Linked DNA regions of Homo sapiens: region 1 is linked to region 2. Evidence: read pairs that join two places in POLR2A ChIA-PET (ENCODE). Cell type or tissue: Panc1. All regions are shown on one strand. Each heading gives the region's core, and the rest is flanking DNA. Links, peaks and the distances in the headings are about the cores only. Region 1 overlaps ADGRE2 (adhesion G protein-coupled receptor E2). Region 2 overlaps BRD4 (bromodomain containing 4).

Region 1 (5,000 bases), core at 1-5,000, 540 kb before region 2:
AAACAAAAAAAAAAAATTCGAAGTCCTCTCCCGCCCCCCTCAAAACCATCTGAATGGACTTCCTTTTTGGCCAGGGCACTCTAAATTTAACTGGAAAGACTAGTTCAGGCTATGGTGGGAAGTGGGGGGTCTGACATGTGTCATGCCCTCCTCCCTTTTGGAGTTGAGGAAAAGCTGACCAGCATTTAACATAACACAGACCTGAAGCTTAATAAGGAACATTTACCATCTATTCTCTCTGAAGCCTGATACCTGAAGAGTTCATCTGGATGATACAACTTCAGCCTTTACAGCCCCTTATCGTATTCCAGACATTCTTTTCTATGGATAATAACTCCTTCAACCAACTGCCAATCAGAAAAGCTTAAATCTACCTATAATCTGGAAGCACCCGCCCCACACCTCCACTTCAAATTGTCCTGCATTTCTGGACTGAACCAATGTATAGCTTAAACATATTTGATTGATGTCTCATGTCCCCCTAAAATGTATAAAACCAAGTTGCGGGGGCAGGCGTGGTGTCTCACGCCTGTAATCCCAGCACTTTGGGAGGCCGAGGCAGGCGGATCACGAGGTCAGGACATCAAGACCATCCTGGTTAACATGGCGAAACCCTGTCTTTACTGAAAACACACAAAATAATTAGCCGGGCGTGGTGGCGGGCGCCTGTAGTCCCAGCTACTTGGGAGGCTGAGGCAGGAGAATCGCTTGAACCCGGGAGGTGGAGTCTACAGTGAGCCAGGATCGCACCACTGCACTCCAGCCTGGTTGACAGAGCAAGACTCTGTCTCCAACAGAAGACAACAACAACAACAATCACAACAAGCTGTACCACGACTACCTTGTGATATAGAAGTTAAAAAGGAATTATTTAGGCAGAGAGTGTGGGTAAGGAAGTCCTGGGTAAGTCTTTCCTTTTAATGAAAATCAGCCCCTATATCATTTTTTTTTTTTCTAACAAAGAGCAGCCTGTAAAATCGAGCTGCAGACATAGGCAAGCAAGCTGGAAGCCTGCACAGGTGAATGCTGGCAGCTGTGCCAATAGGAAAAGGCCACCTGGGACTAGGCATGTTGAAAATGGCGGCTCCATCTTCCCATCTCTTTGCCAACCACGTATACAGTAAGGAGCTGGCGAAGACTCCATTTGCATAATAAGATTAGGGTGGGGCAGCCAGCTTCCCTGCACCTTATGTAAACGTCACACCTGTTCCAACCAATCTTTGGGCCCTATGTAAATTAGACACTGCCTCCTCAAGCCTGTCTATAAAATCCGGTGCCCTCTGGCATGGGTGGGAAGTCCCATTTGGGCATTCCTTTCTCTCACAAGAGAGAGAGTTGTTCTCCTTTCTCTTTCTTTTGCCTATTAAACCTCCACTCATAAACTCACTCCTGGTGTGTGTCTGTGTCCTTAATTTTCTTGGCATGAGGCAATGAACCTCAGGTATTACCCCAGAAAACAACACCACTTCACTTGGGAATATGTTCTCAGGGGCTCCTGAGGGCTGTGTCACGGGCCATGGTCAGTCATACATTCATATTTAGCTCACAATAAATCTCTTCAAATATTTTACAGAGTTTGACTCTTTTTGTCAACAGCCAAAAGGTGGAAACAACCCAAATGTCCATCAATGGATGGATGGATAAAAAAAAAAAAAGTGATGTATTCATACAATAGAATAGTATTCAGCCATGAAAAAGAATGAAATATTGATAAATGCTATGGCATGCATGAACCTCAAAACCATTATGCTAGGTGAAAGGAGCTAGACTAGATGGTCACATATTGTATGATTCCATTTATGTGAGATATCCTGATTAGGAAAATCCATGGAAACAGAAAGCAGATTAGCGGCTGCCATGGGTTGGAGGAAGGGAGGAATGAGGAGTGGTTGCTTACCATGTGCAGTGTTCACTTTTGGGCTGATGCAAGCATTTTAGAAATAGAGGTGACGGTTGTATAACTTTCTGAATATACTAGATTCTACCGAAACACACGCTTTTAAAATTTTTTCTTATTTTTATTTTTAATTTTAATTTTTTTGTTTGAGATGGAGTGGCACTCTGTCTCACGTAGTCTGGAGTGCAGTGGTGCAAACTTGGCTCACTGCAACCTCTGCCTCCCAAGCTCAAGTGATTCTCCTGCCTCAGCCTCTTGAGTAGCTAGGATTACAGGTGTGCACCACCACGCCTGTCTAATTTTTGTATTTTCAGTAGAGATGGGGTTTCACTATGTTGGCCAGGCTGGATTTGAACTCCTGACCTCAAGTGATCCACCCATTTCAGCCTCCCAAAGTGCTAGGATTACAGGTGTGAGCGCCTGGCATTACAGGCACGCCCCACGTGAAACAGACACTTTAAAGTGGTGAACTTGATGTTATGTGAATTTTATCTTAATAAAATTAATGCTATATGCATTTTCATGCTTTAAAAATTATTATGCAGGCCGGGCGTGGTGGCTCACGCCTGTAATCCCAGCACTTTGGGAAGCCGAGGCAAGTGGATTATGCACAAGGTCAGGAGATCGAGAGACCATCCTGGCTAACACGGTGCAACCCCGTCTCTACTAAAAATACAAAAAATTAGCTGGGCGTGGTGGCGGGCACCTGTAGTCCCAGCTACTCGGGAGGCTGAGACAGGAGAATGCTGTCAACCCAGGAGGCGGAGCTTGCAGTGAGCCGAGATCACGTCACTGCTCTCCAGCCTGGGCGACAGAGTGAGACTCTGTCTCAAAAAAACAAAACAAAACAAAACAAAACAAACAAAAACAAACAAGAAAGAAATCATACTTAGAGATCAAATGATATTAATTTATAGTATTCCAAATTAAATAAATTGTTCTCTTTTGAAGTGATTTCTATTTTGTTATTTTAAATTCTTCATCATAATTATTTACTGCTGATAATTCATATTACAATGAAAATGCATGTTATTTATGCATTTCTTTTTCCTTTCCTTTCCTTCTTTCTATTCTTCCTTCTTCCTCTACTCCTCTCCTCCTCCTCCTGTGCTCCTCCTCCTCTCCTCCTCTCCTCCGCTCTTTCTCGTCTCCTCCTCCTCTCCTCCTTCTCTTCTCCTCCTCTTCTCCTTCTCCTCCTCCTATCTTCCTCTGCCTCCTCTCCTCCTCCATTCCTCCTCCTTCTCCTCTCCTCCTCCTCCTCTCCTCCTCCTTTTCTCCTCCTCCTCTCTTTCTCCATTCCTCCTCTTCCTCCTCTCCTCCTCCTTCTCTCCTCCTCCTCTCCTCCCCATCCTGTCCTCCTCCTCCCGTCCTCTTCCTCTTGTCCTCCTCCTCCCATCCTCTTTCCTCCTCTTCCTCCTCCCCTCCTCTCCTCCTGTCCTCCTCCTTCTGTCCTCCCCCTCCTGCCCTCTTCCTCCTTTTTCTTCCTCTTTATCCTCCTCCTCCTCTTCACCTCCTCCTCCTTCTCTTCTTCTTCTTCTTCCTCCTCCTCCTCTTCGTCTTCTCTTTTTTGAGATGGGGTCTTGCCCTGTGAACCAGGCTGGAGTACAGTGATGCAATCATAGTTCACTGCAGACTCAACCTCCTGGGCTCAAGCGATCCTCTCACCTCAGCCTCCCAACTAGCTGGGGCCACAGTTGTGCCATCACATCTGTCTAATTTAAAAGATTTTTTTTTTTTTGTAGAGATTGAGTATTGCCATCTTGTCCAGACTGGTATGTATTTCTTTTTAATCTCTTATTTTAGTTTGTCGATGAGAGTAACACTGATATACAGGTGTGGTCACTTGGCTCTGGTGGGACTGGGAAAGGAAGGAGACAGAAAACATGCAGAGCTGGAGTCTGGGGCAGACCCAGGGACCTACCTGTGCCTGCAGGATAACTGAAGTTCAACAGCCCATTGGAAAGGTTCTTGCTCAGGCCTCTGAGGACATCCTCTAGGCCATCCAGCAGGTGACTGGCCACACAGTGCTGCTGTAAGCGGGGCAGGGTCTCCAGGTCCCCAGGGGCCTCCAGCAGCTCATCCAGCGCCTGTAAGATGCTCTGGAGGGATGTGGACACAGACCTAGTGAGCCATGGGCCAGAGGGCCCGCATGAAGACTCCAACCGCTCAGCCCCAGGGAACAGATCCTAGAGACTGTCTATCTGGGGGATGAAGATGGCATTGGCGGCTGGGCGCGGTGGCTCACGCCTCTAATTCCAGCACTTTGGGAGGCCGATGAGGGTGGGTCACAAGGTCAGGAGATCGAGACCATCCTGGCCAACATGGTGAAACCCCGTCTCTACTAAAAATACAAAAATTAGCCGGGCGTGGTGGCGTGTGCCTGTAATCCTAGCTACTCAGGGGGCTGAGGGAGGAGAATCGCTTGAACCCGGGAGGCAGAGACTGCAGTGAGCTGAGATCGGGCCACTAAACTCTGGACTGGCGACAGAGTGAGACTCCGTCTAAAAAAAAAATGACATTGGATGGGATTCCCTAGGTGATCCTTGACTCTGGTTATGGCCCCTCAGAGGCCAACACTTCTGTGCAATATCAATGCTGACCTAAACCCAAAGTCCAGGGAAAGCAAGAGGAAAGATATTAAGTGCACTTGGGTGTCCATTAGCTTCCACCAGCCCTGAAAGATGCTGGGAGTCAGACCAGCACCCACTGCATTGGGTCCTGTCCCCTCCCAGACCCAAACTGCCCCAGGCCTCTGTGGGATGCAGCCACCTTCCTGCCTCGCCCCCTTGCCCTGGGTCCTGTCCTTACCTGGATGGTGTTATTGGCCAAGCCTGGCTTGTAGTCTCTGCCCAGGTCCTGGACTTTGTCGAAGAATCGGGAAAGCGTCTGCAGAGAGAGGAGATGTGGGGGTCAGAGAGCCTGGACGGCGGGTGGGAAGTTTAGAACAAGGAGACGGATGCAGTGCTGTGTGGATGGAGTTCCCGCCGCCTCGTCCCTGTGGGGGCCACTCACCTGGCTGTGGACTCCAGGGGGCGGGGTCCAGGTGGAGAAAGTCATATCTGTAGGGAACAAGACAAGCGGCTCATTAGGCGGGAGCGTGTCA
Region 2 (17,273 bases), core at 6,897-11,896:
CCCAAACCAGAAGTCCTAGGAGGGTGGCACTGGGTAGACCCAGCAGGGTGGCACCGGGTAAGGCCACTGGCAGGCTTATCTCAGTTCCCAGGACACCAGATCATAAGCAGACCATTAAAAGGAGAGTAGCAGTTAAAGGTACAAGACAGGAAGCAACAGCTGGCAACTCGATAGCAGGAAAGCAGACAGCTATGTCCTCTTGCCAAAAGAAAAATCAGCCAAAAATTTAACCGCCATGGCAGAGTGTAAGAGCTTTAGCCGACTCGTGCAGGCACCACTCGTTAGTCTCTAGTGGATATGACTGATAGTAAGGTGTCCCCAAGCTAGCGACCCGGAAGGGGTAAAGCACACCTATATTTTAAATGTTTATTGTAAAATACACAGAACCTAAAATCCGCCATTTTAACCATTTTTAGGTGTACAATTCAGTGGCTTTAAGTACATTTACACTGTTGTGCTACCATCATCATTATCCTCCTCTGGAACTTTTGCATCATTCCAAAAAGAAACTCTACCCACTCAACAGTAACTCCTTAATCCTCCTGCTCGTGGTAACCACTATTTTTTGTGTATGTATTTGACCATTTTTGGTATCTCATGTAAGTTGAATCACAATATTTGCCCTTTTGTGTCTGACTTCTTTCTCTTAGCATAATGTCTTAAGATTCATCCAAGTTGTAGCATGTGATATTGTGAAATACATATTTGGTCTTCACCGTTTCCTGGCATACGATTCCCTGGAATCCCCAAAACGCTAAGTGTCTTTTTGTAGGCTAATGAGTAGACTGAGGGCTGGGGGCTCCTGGATAGCACAATCAGGAACAATTAAGAAATGGAGCACCATGCTAGGACATACCATGAGTCTGAGTTTTCGCAAATGTAATGATTTTCTCATACTCTGAAACTAAACATTTCTGTGTTGAGCAAAACATAAACGCCAAGGCGAAATGTTCTTGTTCCCTTGCATTTCTGCAGCTGTAACTGATAAAGGTCTGGACGTGCAGTTCACAGCAGAGGAGAGAGACTGTGGCTGCTCTGGACACATCTGGACGACAGGCACCCAGCCCTCAAGATGCTGTCTGCCAGCTAGGTGGAAACACCTCATGTGAATGGGCCCATTTGCTTCCTCTCCACTCCAAAAGGGGATGAGAAGAGGAATGTTGGTATGTGATTTTTGCAGCAAGCACTGAACTCAAGCGAAGCTTGGTTATCTTGCCACCTGGAAGGTTAGGTGTGGGAGGATGACACTAAAAGAACTGGCCCAGAAATCCAGGGCTAATTTTGTTCCCCTTTCCCACTGTTTTTGCAGAAATCTCAATATACCACAGGCAGCCAACAGCTCAGGAGAGGATCGTGCTCCAAATGTTCATCGAGCCAATCATTGGGACTTCTCTGCCAGGTTCCCAGGGAAGAATGTTGTAAATGATGGCTGGGTGCCATGGCTAATCCAAAATGAACAGAATCGCTATCTCCTCAGAGCCTGGGTCCCTAGGGCCTGGCCAACATCCAAGGTGCCTGGGACACAGACAGCCAGTGAGGGGCATCTGGAGCCCTGTGCAGTGAAGTAGCAGGCAGTCAAGGATATTGAAAGGTGTGCAGGCTGTCCCAGACCCCACGCCCAGAAGGCCATTCAGAGACCAAAGAACATGACTAACTCCAAAATGAAGATAAAAACTACAGTTCAGCTATGAATGTTTTCCGTCTAAACACTCAACACCATACTACTACTTTGTGCTGTTTACAATTTCCTAGCCTGCTATTAAATAAAAGGTTCCATAAAAGGGGGCAACAGCCCAGAAAACAAACCATATTGTTGAAGTTGAACCTCTGCCCATCCCAGAAAACCAGCTTGCTGGAGAAACCTGTGCCATGTCCCACTGCAGCCTGGGGGTGCCACGGTGTGTGTCTGGTGTCTATGCATACTGTATCCCTAGCACCTCATGGCACTGGGCATCTAACAAGAGCCCAGGGACTAGAGACAGGTTCCCGCATCTCTCTCACGGATGCACTTGCTGTTGCTAGCTCATGTGGCCTCCTGACCCTCGATTTCTTCTATCAATACACTAGGCTTTCTCTGCCGGGAATACCTTGTTCTCCAAGACACTCCATCTGGCTAAAATCTTTCCTTCAAAAGGCTTTCCGTGTGTCCTCCATTTTTGCTAATTTCAAGCCTGCCTTGGGTGGCTTTCCCAACTGTTGCTGTGGCCAGAATTTGCCTTATCACAATCACAGGGTATCTACTTAATGCTGAGAAACTAGATGCTTTCCCCCTGCATCTGGAACAAGACAAGCATATTCTTACTACTCTTTTTCAATCATACTTCAAGTCCGAACTAATGTAATAAGACAAGAAAAGGAAATGAGAGAGGCACAGATTGGGAAGGAAGAAATAAAACTGCCTTTGTGGGGGCTGCGTGCGGTGGCTCACGCCTGTAATCGCAGCACTTTGGGAGGCCGAGGCAGGTGGATCACCTGAGGTCAGGAGTTCAAGACCAGCCTGGCCAACATAGTGAAACTCTGTCTCTACTAAAAATACAAAAATTAGCCAGGCATAGTGGCACACGCCTGTAATCCCAGCTATTCGGAAGACTGAGGCAGGAGAACTGCTTGAACCCGGCAAGTGGAGGTTGCAGTGAGCTGAGATTGTGCCACTGCACTCCAGCCTGGGCAACAAAGGCGAAACTCAGTCTCCAAAAAAAACTGTCTTTGTTCACAGATATGATTGTTTAGGTAAAGAATTCCGGCCAGGCACATCACAAGGCCAGGAGATCAAGACCATCCTGGCCAACATGGTGATATCCCGTCTCTACTAAAAATACAAAAATTAGCTGGGGGTGGTGGCGCACGCCTGTAGTCCCAGCTACTCAGGAGGCTGAGGCAGGAGAATCGCTTGAACCCGGGAGAGAGAGGTTGCAGTGAGCCAAGATCGTGCCACTGCACTCCAGCCCGGCGACAGAGCGAGACTCCATCTCAAAATAAAAAAAAAAAGAATCCCGAAGACTCCTGGATAAGAAGCAAGGCTGCGAGATACACAAACATCAACTGCTTCTTTATATACCAGTAATGCACAATTACAAGCAACCACAGCATCTACCACACTGTAATGCTGTGGCCGCATTTGTTCCCCTTCTTCCAAGTGCATATTGGCATGGATAGTATCTAGTGAGTGCTTCGCAGGTTGACAGGCCTCAATGTGTGTTTGAAGAAAGCCAGAGATTAGCCACGATGGTCAGCCACACAAGGCCCAAAGCCTGAGGCAGAGGCTAGCACATGATGTCCGCAGACCAGCCAGTGTGTCTTTAGAGAGCAGTGGCGCGGAGAGTAAACTATGGCCGCTGAAGTGGACAGGGAGCCAAAAGGATCTGGATGTGAGGCAGCATCCCAAAGTGCAGTCTCCTGACCGTCCAGCCACACTGAGATTCTGAAGCACCACTCCGTCCAGCGGCAGAGCTTTAAGTTGGAAAATCCAGGGGCATAAAGGGAGACAAATCAACTTACTCTAAATCCTCTGAAAATTCCCTTAACAAAGGAGTTGTGTTGACAGAGACTTCTCTAATCTGAAGAGCAACTGTTTCTCCCTGGTTCTCTAGGCATATAACCCTTTCTGCCCACCTCTCATGGAGAGTAGGCTCTGACGGCAGAAGCCCCCCCCACCAACAGCCACCACATGAAACAAACAGATACTTCAAAGCCAGAAGATCTTTGTTCAGATCCTGCCCCTGGGCAGGCACCTCAGCCCCAGGTCCATCTTCTAGGTGGATTTCGTAACATCTACCTTGTATCTGTGAGGAGTAAACAAAAGATACATAAAAGCAGCCAGCATAGCTTCTAACAGATAGACGTTTAAAAGTTCCTTCCCCTTTGACACACAAAGTCACAGGATGTGATACAGCAGTAGCCCTCAGTTACATTAGCCCTCAGCTACATTCTTAACAAAAGACACAACATAGCATGGCAGCCAGGCCTGGCATGGTCTCCAGTTGTGCCCTCCCGTTGACCAGGCTGCACAGACTGCAGAGCCTTCCAAGCTGCTCCTTCTGCAGTCCTAAATCTACTTGAGAGCCGCTGCTAAGAAAACATCAGATGGACTATACTGCTGCTCCCTACCTTCCTGAATAAACAACGTACACACGATACAGAGAAGCACTGAGCCACTGCCACCGAACCCCCCCAAACCCTGGCTTCACAGAGTTTTAAAATCGCCTTGGGGTACTGCGGTTGCTTTTCAAGTCTTTTACCCATCAAAGCCTGACGCACTTCCACACATTCCTTTGTAGTGTTTACTGGACAAGTGCAAAGAACTAAGATACGCTCTGTATTTACAGAGCTAATGGGCCTCTTTCACAGCAAGTTGACATCTCATCTGCTTTTGGACATGCCTTTGCTCAGGGATCAGGTTTAGTGGGAGATGCCCCACCTGCTGGCAAATGGAATACAGCTGTGGACTCTAACCAGGCGTCCTCACTTCCTCTGTATGAAGCCAGCCTTCGTCACAGCAGATGATGTAAGAGGCAGAAACCAGCTGGAAAATTGCAGGTGAAATGGTAATGGCAGCATATAAGGACCATGCCCAGGAAACCCAAGGGACCAGGTGCAGCACGGTGAAAGAGTGCTGCCTACATGTGTGCCCATCCACAACCTCAAGCATTTCTGCAATCCTGCCTGCAAGATGAAAGAAAAGGAAGCATTACAGGAGATTCTATTACAACCAGTGGAATCTGCAGTTGGGAGAGCCACTATGAGGCACAAGATGATGGCCTGCCTCACAAGGGTTACAGCAGCACCCAACAATCCTGAGAAAAGATCCCTCTGTGCCTGCCTCTGCAGGCCCAATGACTCATAGCCAAATTTGGACTTTATTATAAGCAACAGTTTATTAAGGTGGGCTCTGCAAAAGGCACAAACACGGGTGGAGGTCCACAAACAAAAACACTTAGCGTAAGCACTGATGGAATATTTGGCCTGTTTTTGCCTTGAATCTTAGCTAAGTATGTACAGGACTGTAGTTAACTCAACGGCTTTCAAGAAAAATGCAAAATGCTTTCTTTGCATTCTTAATATAAAAGCTTGTGGTTGGCCGGGCACGGTGGCTCACGCCTGTAATCCCAGCACTTTGGGAGGCTGAGGCGGGCAGATCACGAGCTCAGGAGATCAAGACCAGCCTGCCCAGTATCTATTAAAAATACAAAAATTAGCCCGGCACGGTGGCAGGCGCCTGTAGTCCCAGCTATTCAGGAGGCTGAAGCAGAAGAATCACTTGAACCCGGGGGGCAGCGGTTGCAGTGAGCAGAGATTGCATCACTGCACTCCAGCCTGGGCAACAGGGCGAGACTCCAACTCAAAAAAAAAAAAAAAAAAAAAAAAAAAAAAAAAAAAAAAAGCTTGTGGTCACATCCCTTCTCTCCTCACCCCACCCTGAAAAAGAGATGAAAGAAATTCTATACAGCTTCCCTAACACTTTGAACTAAGCCAAAATTATAACAATCTACTTCCCACAACCAGAAAATCAGCTTAACAGAAAGAATGCCCAATCATTCAAATATCAATCCGACTCCGCCTAAGACCCAAAGAAAGAAAACAGGTCTCACACTAAGACATCCCCAAGCAGCCCAGGATAATTTCCTAGGATTCTGGCATTTGGGTAACTGCTGGCACATCGTGTCACCTTTACAGGTCACACCCCAGGTGTAGCAACAACCCTCTTCTGCCGGCACAGAGCCCTTCCCCAGTCATGGTGGCACCACAAACACTTGCAGTAAGTGGGCACATGGGGAGCAAACATGCTCAGCTATCATGGCTGCCCACCGGGGTGGCTAGGTATCCCCCATTTTGTAGAAATAGGCAGTGTCTTCCATCTGGGAAAGAAGAGGGGCTCTTGTCAGTCCTGTCTATTCCTGATCCACGTGTCTGTCTTAAGGGAGAAGGCCCCATCACTCTATGAGAAGTGACCATCACATAGAGAATGAACAGAATGACCCCTGCCATTTTAAAAAGAATTCCCCAAGACTAATGGTTGCTGGAGAGTTCTGTAACTTTCACAGAAACTCACACAATTCCTTTCTCATGATATATGTGCTCATATACCCATCAAAGTCTTTTACCCATCAAAGCCTGACACACTTCCACACATTCCGCACACAGATTGCTATGCTATGCCCACAGCAAAGTAATCAACTCAAGAGTCCCTTGGTGGTGGTGGTGGGTAGGGGGTGAATGAAGAAGACAGGTAAGGCCTGGGACATCCCCGCCATGGCCAAGCCCAGCTAAGAAGCTGGTCGACACAATTTTCGATTTTGTGATCCCCAGCTTCAAGCATAACTCTCAATATGGACACATGTAGAGACACACACAGAACAGGGACACATTTACAGGGACATGTTTCCATGGTTCCTTCAGTGGCCCAGCATGAGTGGATTCCTTGGTATGACGTTCTGTTTCCTTTTCCCTAAGGCAAGTCTGCATTAACCAGCTGGCTTCACTCAGGAGAGTGGGGCTCAACATTCCAGTGCTATGTGTCCTTACGGCAAGTGGCCACCCACTTCTGCACTTCACCCACCCAGGCCTGTTAAGGTTCACGAGGAAAACACGACTTAATTGCTGCTCCACAGAACTGCTGTTCTACAGAGAGCGTATGAAGAGCTGCCTCTCCATCTACAAAGAGAATCCCTTGGAGTTTGCACCTGGCCAGGCACAGTGATTCATGCCTGCAATCCCAGCACTTTGGGAGGCTGAGGTGAGAGGATCACTTGAGCCCAGGAGCTGGAGACCAACTGGACAACATAGTGAAACTCCACCTCTACTAAAAAATTTTAAAATTAGCTGAGTGTGGTGGTGTGTGCCTGTAGTTCCAGCTACTCTGGTGGCTGAGGAGGGAGGACCGCTTGAACCCGGGAGGCAGAGGCTGCAGTGAGACGTCACAGCCACTGCAACTGCTGCCTGGGCGACAGAGCAAGACCCTGATCCGATAAATAAATAAAAACAAATAAAAACCTATGTGTCGGCTGGGTGTGGTGGCTCACCCCTGTAATCCCAGCACTTTAGCAGGCCAATCACTTGAGGTCAGGAGTTCAAGACCAGCCTGGCCAACATGGTGAAACCCTGTCTCCACTAAAAAAAAAAATACAAAAAGCCAGGTGTGGCGGTGGGTGCCTGTAATCCCAGCTACTTGGGAGGCTGAGGTGGAAGAATCACTTTAATCTGGGAAGCAGAGGTTGCAGTGAGCAGAGATCGTGCCACTGCACTCCAGCCTGGGTGATAGTGGGAGACTCCATCTTAACAAAAACAAAAACAAAAAATCAAACAAAACCATGTGTGGGGTAGGGCAATCACCCGTAAGACAAAATAAAAAGATAAATATATACCAAAAAAAAAAAGAAAGAAAATGCACCTGGGAAGATGCTCCCCGTCACTAGTCATGAAGAAATACAAATCACAGCCACACTGATACCACTGCAAGACTATGTGAATCCACTGCTTCCCACCCCTAAAACCCTGACAATACCAAGTGCTAGTGAAGATGAGCAACGACTAAAACTCTCATCCACTGCTGATGAGGGCGAAAAATGATGCAACCCTCCAGAAACATCTGAGAGTTTCCTGTAAAGCTAAACATGTATTTATTCCAATGACCCAGCCATCTCACTTGCAGGTCTTTAACCAAAAGAAAGAAAAACATGTTCACACAAAGAACTGCATGTGAATAGCTTTAGCAGCTTCATTAAGAATCACCAAAAACTAGAAACCATCCACGTGTCCTTCAACTGAGAAATGCAGAAAAAGCTGGGGTCTATCCATATGATGAAACACTACTCAGCAATGAAAAGAAACAACTGAAACACTCCCACTAAGTAGTCAGATGACTCTAATAAACTATGTTAACGAAAAGAAGCCTGACTCAACCTCTACCTCCCCTGCATTGTATGATGCCATTTTCCATTTAATATGACATTCTAGAAAAAGCAAAATCATAGACACAGAAAACAGATCAATCGTTGCTGAGGAGCCGGACACGGTGGCTCACGCCTGTAATCCCAGCACTTTGGGAGGCCAAGGCGGGCAAATCACGACGTCAGGAGTTCAAGACCAGCCTGACCAACATGGTGAAACCCCGCCTCTACTAAAAATACAAAAATTAGTCGGGCATGGTGGTGCGCACCTGTAATCCCAGGTACTCAGGAGGCTGAAGCAGGAGAATCACTTGAACCCGAGAGGCAGAGGTTGCAGTGAGCCGAGATCGCACCACACTGCACTCCAGCCTGGGCGACAGAGCAAGACTACGTCTCAAAACAAAAAAAAAAAAGGCTGGGTGCAGTGACTCACGCCTGTAATCCCAGCACTTTGGGAAGCCGAGGTGGACAGATCACGAGGTCAGGAGATCGAGACCATCCTGGCTAACACAGTGAAACCTCATCTCTACTAAAAATACAAAAAATTGGCCAGGCATGGTGGTGGGCGCCTGTAGTCCCAGCTACTCAGGAGGCTGAGGCAGGAGAATGGTGTGAACCTGGGAGGCAGAGGTTGCAGTAAGCCGAAGACTGTGCCACTGCACTCCAGCCTGGGCGACAGAGCGAGACTCCGTCTCAAAGAAAAAAAAAAAAAAAAAAAAAAAAGTTGCTGAGTCTCACGCCTATGGTCCCAGCACATTAGGAGGATGAGGCAGGAGTATCATTTGAGGTCAGGAGTTTGAGACCAGCCTGGCCAACATGGTAAAACTCCATCTGCACTAAAAATACAAAAATCAGCTGGACATGGTGGCGCAGGCCTGTAATTCCAGCTACTTGAGAGGTTGAGACTCCAGAATTGCTTGAACCCAGCAGGCAGAGGTTGCAGTGAGCCAAGATTACGCCACTGCCCTCCAGTCTGGGAGACAGAGTGGGACTTCATCTCAAAAAAAAAAAAGGGGAATTTTATTGCATATAAACTTAAGAGAATAAACAAACCACATGCAGTACACCACCCTGACCCCCTTTAGACCTGGTACAGAGACCCCCCAGGACTGGGAGATGCTGCTTTGCAGGGAAGGCAGACAGACCTGCAAGTGCAGCAGGCAAGGACAGCCTGGTCTGAACCACGAGCTTCCATGCTAACCTGGGGGACTCTGAGTAACAGATGTTCTCAGCCTTGTGTTTCCTGTCTGTAAAACAGAGCAGTTCGGCCACGCACGGTGGCTCACGAGGTCAACAGATCAAGGCCAGCCTGGCCAACATGGCAAAACCCTGTCTCTACTAAAAATGCAAAAATTAGCCAGGCATCGTGGCACATGCCTGTAATTCCAGCAACTCAGGAGGCTGAGGCAGGAGAATTGCTTGAGCCCAGGAGGCGGAAGTTGCAGTGAGCTGAGATCGTGCCACTGCACTCCAGCCTGGACAACTGAGCAAGACTCCGACTCAAAAAAAAAAAAAAAAAAAAAAAAAAGGATTAAAAAATTAAAAAGTGCTTTTCTGGGCCGGGCGCAGTGGTTCACGCCTGTAATCTCAGCACTTTGGGAGGCCGAGGCGGGCGCATCACGAGGTTAGGAGATCGAGACCATCCTGGCTAAAACAGTGAAACCCCGTCTCTACTAAAAAATACAAAAAAAATTAGCCAGGCGTGGTGGCGGTCACCTGTAGTCCCAGCTACTTGAGAGGCCGAGGCAGGAGAATGGCGTGAACCCGGGAGGCGGAGCTTGCAGTGAGCCGAGATCGCGCCACTGCACTCCAGCCTGGGCCACAGAGCGAGACTCCGTCGCAAAAAAAAAAAAAAAAAAAGTGCTTTTCTGAAAGGAGGGCTCTAGTTAAGGTAAACCATGGTTCTGTGACTTGTGCTTTACACTGAGAGAACAAAGCAGCAAGACCAACAATCTTAAAGGAGTAATACACAGTCCATGTAGGGTACACTACCCCTGCATTCACATCAACTGGAGAAGAGAAGCTATTTCCAGCTCAAAGTAGGGGAAAGTTAATACATAGCTATTCAAGAGTGTTTATGTACAGACAGTTAATCTTGAGAAATCCAAATTGTGTGGCTAGAACAAAGCTACTGTTTACAATATTTTTCATACTAATGCTTCCTGGAGGACCTTCCTTGGCCCCATGTTTAAATTTTGATTAAATGTCAAACTAGTAAAACTATTTGCCTATGCGGGGATGGGGCGGGGGGAGAAGACGGTTAGGCAACACAGTGCCAAATTCAAAACTCCGTACTAGCTCTGACAGCGAACACCTTTAGATTCAGAGGAGAAAAGTAGCCTTAAACAGGACAATTCAGCCTATCTACTGAGATCATCTTATCAAAAGGAGTAACTGTCATTACAATAAAATGCAATACAACAATACAATAAAATGCAACAAAGCCACGAAGAAGGAAAAAGGCTGCCCAGCATTCTAGCACCTATTTGCACAATTAGCCCACAGAGTTACTTACAAACAATATTCCCCTTATATAGTCTGTGTTCTGTTTTTGATGGGGCACTGAATACAGAACCTATCTGCCAACTTTAACTGTAATGCGATAACCAGAGCTCACACAACCACTTCTCGACTGTTTCTGTCAGGATGTTTCCAGTTTTTTAAGTATCAACATTACAGGGTTGAGAAGGACCAACAAGCATTTGATGGCTAATGATGACAAAGTCCTTGATCAAGATGCCAGCAAGAACATTCACCACAACAGACTCCATGCAGAATGCTTGGAGTGATGCCCTCTGAGCCCCAAAGCACTTGCTCTCACATTTGACCACCAAGGTAGGATGAAAGAGCTCAGGGTACAAAGAAATATCCACTCATCCGTCACAGTGAAGGATTACCTTCATTATGTCCTCTCCAGAGGTAAACCCAAAGTCCCTCTGATCGCTAACTTTTTTACACTTACCACATAATCCCAACCCACTCTATTCTTCCGCAAGTCATTCAGAGAAGGCATACGGTGGTGACATAAATGCTGACGACTACCAGGTCCCCCGGATCTCCAGCCGTCTGTTTGTTTGCCCACAGGAACACACAGTGTGTGCTGGCAATAACTAAACAAGCTTTTCTGCCCAAGGAGGCTGAGCTCACTCAGTGCCTCGAGGCTCCCCACCATAGTTACAAGTGCTGGCCTAACCAAGCTGTGCCTGGAATCAGCCTTGTCACTGTGCCGGGGGAGTAGGAAACAGTTAAAACACATTTTTATGCTTTCATTTCTATAATAAATGCATCAGATATCACATGAAATCAGCTCTAGGACTGACTGAGCACCTGCCTGCTATACATTTTCCAGGCCGCCAGTGCCCTGCCAGGGGATGTGCTGAGCAGCCAAACCCAGCCTGGCCATGATGCTTGTAGTAAGCTGGCAGACAATGTACGAGCAACAACTTTCCCAGTTAAGCGCCAACTTTCCCTGAGTGTCCACATGCTTAGGGAAGAAGGTTGGACTTAAACCAACAAGCAATTACTGAATGCTTACTGAGACATGGGGCTCAATGTGTCTGTATGCTGTATTCCGACCTCACAAGAACCTCGCACAGGGCAGGGATTAGGGTCTCAGTTTTGCAGCCAAGGAAGCTGATGCGAGAAGAAATCGGTAATTCATCTAAGGTCACACCTGACTCCTCACCTTATACCCCCAAAAAATCATTTCCTGATGGATCAAGGGCATGAATTGGAAGGGCAAAACCTTACAACTTCCAGAAGAAAATATAAAATATATTTCACTTCAGGATAGTGTTCTTCCCACCAACCGTAAAACAAAGATTCATAAATTCACCTACATTAAAATTAAGACCATCTTTTTTTTTTTTTTTTTTTTGAGACGGAGTTGTTGCCCAGGCTGGAGTGCAATGGCGCGATCTCAGCACACCACAACCTCCACCTCCTGGGTTCAAGCGATTCTCCCGCCTCAGCCTCCCGAGTAGCTGGGATTTCTCCCACCTCAGCCTCCCAAGTAGCCAGGCAGGAGCCACCACGCCTGGCTAATTTTGTATTTTTAGTAGGGACAGGGTTTCTCCATGTTAGTCAGGCTGGTCTCAAACTCCTGACCTCAGGTGATCCACCTGCCTTGGCTACCCAAGTGCTGGGATTACAGGCATGAGCCACAGCACCCAGCCTGAAATGTTATTTCTTAATAATAAGACTTGAAAGGTGAAACTGATCCATGGGCTGCTGTATGGATGTTTTAGCAGGCACGAAAACATTCACCTCCTTGTGCATGTCCATCAGAGGTCTTGGGTGACAAGGTGCATCACCAATGAGTTGTAATATTTTGAAAAATATTTTTTCTAAGCAGTAGGTCTCAACAGCGGGCTTAAAATATTCTGCAAATGATGCTGTAAACAGATGTGCTGTCACCCAGACTTTGTTTTTCCCTTTACAGAGCACAGGCAGAGTAGATTTAGCATAATTTAGATTTACCATAATTCTTAAGGTCCTTGGATATTCAGAATGGCTAATGAGCAGTAGCTTCAACTTAAAGTCATCAGCTACAGTAGCCCCTAATGAGAGGCAGCCTGTCCTTTGAAGCCAAGTATTGATTTTTCTACAGCTATAAAAGCCTAGATGGCATTTTCTTCCAATAAACTATTTTGTCTACACTAAAATGTTTACTGTAGCCACCTTTATCAATTATCTTAGCTAGATCTGGATAACTTGCTACAGTTTTTCCATCAGCACTTGCTGCTTCACCTTGCACTTTTATGTTTTGGAGATGGCTTCTTTCCTTAAACCTCATGAACCAACCTCTGCTGGCTTCAAACTTTTCTTCTGCAGCTTTCTCACCTCTTTCAGCCTCCAAAGAATTGAATAGAGTTACTACGGCCTTGCTAGATTAGGCTTTGGCTTAAGGGAATATTGCAGCTGACCTGATCTATCCAGACCACTACAACTTTCTCCATGTCAGCAATAAGGTTGTTTCACTTTCTTATCACTCAGGCATTCACTGGAGTCACACTTTTAATTTCCTTCGAGAACTCCTTTGCATTCACAATCTGGCTAACTCTCTGGCTTAAGCAGCCTAGCTTTTGGCTTTCAAAATATGTTATTGGCCTTTTAGCGTTGTTAAAGGGTATTGCTCTGTCATCCAGGCTGGAGTGCAGTGGCATGATCACAGCTCGCTGCAGCCTCAACCTCCTAGGCTCAAGCAATCCTCCCATCTCAGCCTCCCAAGTAGCTGGGACCACAGGCGTGTGCCACCATGCCTGGCTACTTTTTCCATTTTTTTTATGAAGACGAGGCCTCACTATGTTGCCCAGGCTGGTCTCAAACTCTTGTCCTCAAGCGATCCTCCCACCTACGCCTGCCAAAAAATGCTAGGATTACAGGCATGAACCCCACGCCTGGCCATTTTTAGCTTCTGACTTGGTGTGAGAGACGCGAGACCCTTCCTTTCATCTGAACACTTTAAAGGCTATTATAGGGTTATTAACCGGCCTAATTTTAAGACAGTTGTGTCTCAAGGAATAGAGAGGTCTGAGGAGAGGAAAAGAGATGGGAAATAGTCAGTAGCTGGAGCAGTCAGAACACAAACATTTATAGACTGAATTCACCTTCTTAGATGGACATGGTTTGTGGTTCCCCAAAACTATGATAATGACACCCAAAATCACTGATCACGAATCATAACAGATATAATAGTCTGAAACGTTGGTCACATTACCAAAATGTGACACAGAGATGAAGTGAGCACACGCTGTTGGAAAAATGGCACTGATAAAAGACTTGCTCAATGCAGGGTCACCACAAATTCTCAATTTGTAAATAAAAAAACCGCAATTATCTGCAAAGCACAATAAAACGAGGTATACCTATACATGCAACAAACACAAAACCGGTAAACTCAAAATTCAGGATGGGCAAGGAAATGAAGTAGGGAAAGGAACACACACAGGAAGCAGAGGTGACTGAACTGGTCAGGCCAAGTCTCCTCAAGTTGAGTGACACAAATCAGAATCACTCAAAATTGAAAGGCTAACCAAAACACTGCACCGTCAATCACCTACAGCACCTTCAGTGAAGTAAGAGCGCTGCAGGGTGGGTAGGAGCAATTCCCTCTGCTGTGCTTGACCCTCATCAGTAACAAGCAGAGCTAACTCTGACAGGTGGATGGAGTGCTTCTGCTACCCAATCTCACTGACAGGGAAACAGGATCAAAGATTAAGCAACCTGCTCCAGATCACTGCCAATGTCTCCAAATTCCAGTGGGTGAATGTCCATTTTGAGCTTCAGTACCACTAGTCACAGTGGTACTCATCTGTGCACCTGCTTAGGTAGTATATTCCATTTTCAGCAAGTTCTAATTGCCCATATAAAACACATCAGAGGTACAGAGATCTTTAAGCACAAAATGCAACACTGAGTCTATCTCATGCCCTTTCCAGGACAAGACAATGCCAAAAAGGAAAAAAGCCTGGGCGCGGAAGTGAGCACCTATAGTCCCAACTACTTGAGAGGCTGAGGAGGGAAGAGGATGTCCTGAGCCCAGGAGTTCTGGGCTATATTGCATGGTGCCAATCAGGTGGCCGCACTACGTTTGGCATCAGTGTGGTGACCTCCAAGGAGTGGGTACTACCAGATTGCCTAAGAAGGGGTGAACCAGCCCAGGTCGGCCAGATGTGGTGGCTCACACTTGTAATCCCAGCATTTTGGGAGGCCCTGGCGGGCGGATCGCTTGAGGCCGGGAGTTCGAGACCAGCCTGGCCAACAAGGCAAAACCCCAACTATATTAAAATACAAACATTAACTGGGCATGGTGGCGGGCATCTGTAATCTCAGCTACTCAGGAGGCTGTGGCACAAGAACTGCTTGAACCCGGGAAACAGGCTGCAGTGAGCCAAGACTGTGCCACTGCACTCCAGCCTGCACAAAAGAGTGAGTGAGACTCCGTCTCAAAAAAAAAAAAAAAAAAAAAGTTGCGGGGCCGGGGGGGGGGGGGGGGGTGGGTCGCGTAGTGAAGAAAAAAAAGAAAGGGGGCAAGTCAAAACTCCCATACCTATCAGCAGTGGGGTCATGCATGTGACTCACCACTGTACTCCAGCCTGGGCAACACAGTGGAGACCTCGTCTCTTAAAACGGTAGGTTGGCTGGGCGCGGTGGCTCACCCCTGTAATCCCAGCACTTTGGGAGGCCCAGGCGGGTGAATTACGATGTCAGGAGTTCGAGAGCAGACTGGCCAATGTGGTGAAACCCTGTCTCTACTAAAAATACAAAAATTAGCTGGGTGTGGTGGCGTGCACCTGTAGTCCCAGCTACTCAGGAGGCTGAGGCAGAACAATCGCTTGAACCCAGGAAGCGGACGTTGCAGTGAGCCAAGATTGCGCCACTGCACTCCCGCCTGGGCAACAGAGCGAGAGTCTACCTAAAAAAAAAAAAAAGTAATAGTATAAGCTGTGACACTGGATGAAGAAAGTGGCAAAAATAAAAATTTGTAAGAAAAAAATTGAGGACATAAATTTTTAAAAAGGGGGCAAAAAACATAAGCTGAAACTCCTTAAACTTTAAACATCTGGGCTGGGCGCGGTGGCTCAAACTTGTAATACCAGCACTTTGGGAGGCCGAGGCGGGAGGATCACGAGGTCAGGAGTTTGAAACCAGCCTGCCCAGCATGGTGAAACCCCGTCTCTACTAAAAATACAAAAAATTAGCCGGGCATGGTGGCACACGACTGTAGCCCCAGCTACTTGGGAGCCTGAGGCAGGAGAATTGCTTCAACCCAGCAGGTGAAGGTTGCAGTGAGCCAAGATTGCACCACTGCACTCCAGCCTGGGAGACAGAGCAAGACTCCATCTCAACAAACAAACAAACAAACAAACAAAAATAAAAACTTTAGGGCCGGGTGCGGTGGCTCACACCTGTAATCCCAGCACTTTGGGAGGCTGAGGCGAGCAGATCACAAGGTCAGATCAAGACCATCCTGGCTAACACGGCGAAACCCCATCTCTACTAAAAATACAAAAAATTAGCCAGGCGTGGTGGTGGGCGCCTGTAATCCCAGCTACTCGGGAGGCTGAGGCAGGAGAATGGCATGAACCCAGGAGGTGGAGCTTGCAGTGAGCAGAGCAGAGATTGTGCCACTGTACTCCAGCCTGGGCGACAGAGCAAGACTCCACCTCCAAAAAAAAAAAAAAAAAACCAACAAACTGTCAATCTCTGGTAGGTTTAAAAGGAATCTTTGCTATCATCTAAAAGACAAACAACAATTGTCGGCAAAGATGTGGAGAAACTGGAACCCTCATATGTCCAGCAATGTAAAATGGGGCAGCCACTGTAAAACAGTCTGGCAGTTCCTCCAAAAGGTTAAAACATAAATAATGAATGTCCCAGAAATTCCTCCCCTACGCATATGCCAAGAGAAAGGGAAACATTTCTACATAAAAAGTGTGTGTGGGCACTCACAGAGGTATTATTCATAAGAGCCAAAAACTAGAAACCAAAATATCCATGAACTGATGAACGGATAGTGTCATTTCTAAGGATACAACCAGATTTTCTGAAATTGGGGGTAGGGGAGGGGAATCAAAGATGTTTCCTTCTCAAGGAGCAAACCGGGTAGTGTGGCAATCAATTCTGAGGCTCCATGCTGCCCTTCCAAGGACTGAGGTACTGTACCCAAGAATCACTGTGCCGGAGTGAAGGACAAAGCAATCAAGTCATCCAGGCACAAGTCACAGAACACTGAGTGCGGAGAGAGGCAGAGCTTGCCAATCTGGCTTCACCGGGGGCTCCTCTCACCTGTTCTCTGTCTGCTCAAGAGTTGGTAAGCACCCTCGCACTTAAAACATTCCAAAACCCAAGCTTTTGTGGTTACATTCTGAGGCAATGCATAGAGAAATGTTAATTCTGTGAGCCTTTTCAAGGTGACATCAAGACAGAAACTACTTGCTGTGGAAATCATTGTACAAAGTGGGTAGGAGTGAGAAGCCCACTGATAGGATGAGTCCCCTGGGAGCTGATGAAAGGGTGAGATCCAATCCATTTTTAAACAGTCCTTTTTTTTTTTTTTTTTTGAAAGAGAGTCTCACTTTGTTGACCAAGCTGAAGTGCAATGGCGTGATCTCAGCTCACTGCAACCTCCGCCTCCTGGGTGACTGGAACTATAGGAGCATGGCACCATGTCCGGCTGATTTTTGGATTCCCCCCCCCCCCCCCCCCCCCCGAAGGAGTCTCACTCTGTGGCCCAGGCTGGAGTGCAGTGGCGCGATCTAGGCTCACTGCAAGCTCCGCCTCCCGGGTTCACGCCATTCTCCTGCCTCAGCTTCCTCAGTAGCTGGGACTACAGGTGCCCACCACCACGCCTGGCTAATTTCTTCTATTTTGAGTCGAGACAGG

Evidence for each region. Peaks named below come from ENCODE experiments on the same cell type or tissue, not always from the same donor. Only the 100,000 strongest peaks of a DNase experiment are listed, where the experiment ranks them.
Region 1: POLR2A ChIA-PET joins it to region 2 with 6 read pairs; 2 of 35 experiments call an interaction of 5 or more read pairs at or near these places.

Annotation. Positions count from the first base shown.
Region 1 is chr19:14,760,615-14,765,614 of GRCh38, forward strand. ADGRE2 (adhesion G protein-coupled receptor E2) reads right to left here. Exons shown (of 21, transcript NM_013447.4): 9 at 4,910-4,956; 10 at 4,706-4,783; 11 at 3,819-3,996. Among named protein-coding and RNA genes, the nearest start is that of ADGRE2, 15 kb to the right of the region's middle. In Panc1, for the core only: no CTCF peak of the experiment used is centred there; no DNase peak of the experiment used is centred there.
Region 2 is chr19:15,293,281-15,310,553 of GRCh38, forward strand. All of the region lies in intron 1 of BRD4 (bromodomain containing 4), which reads right to left. Among named protein-coding and RNA genes, the nearest start is that of BRD4, 31 kb to the right of the region's middle. RefSeq lists enhancers at 58-117, 5,704-6,231, 6,658-7,365. In Panc1, for the core only: no CTCF peak of the experiment used is centred there; a DNase peak (open chromatin) is centred at 7,631; H3K27ac peaks cover 2,572 bases.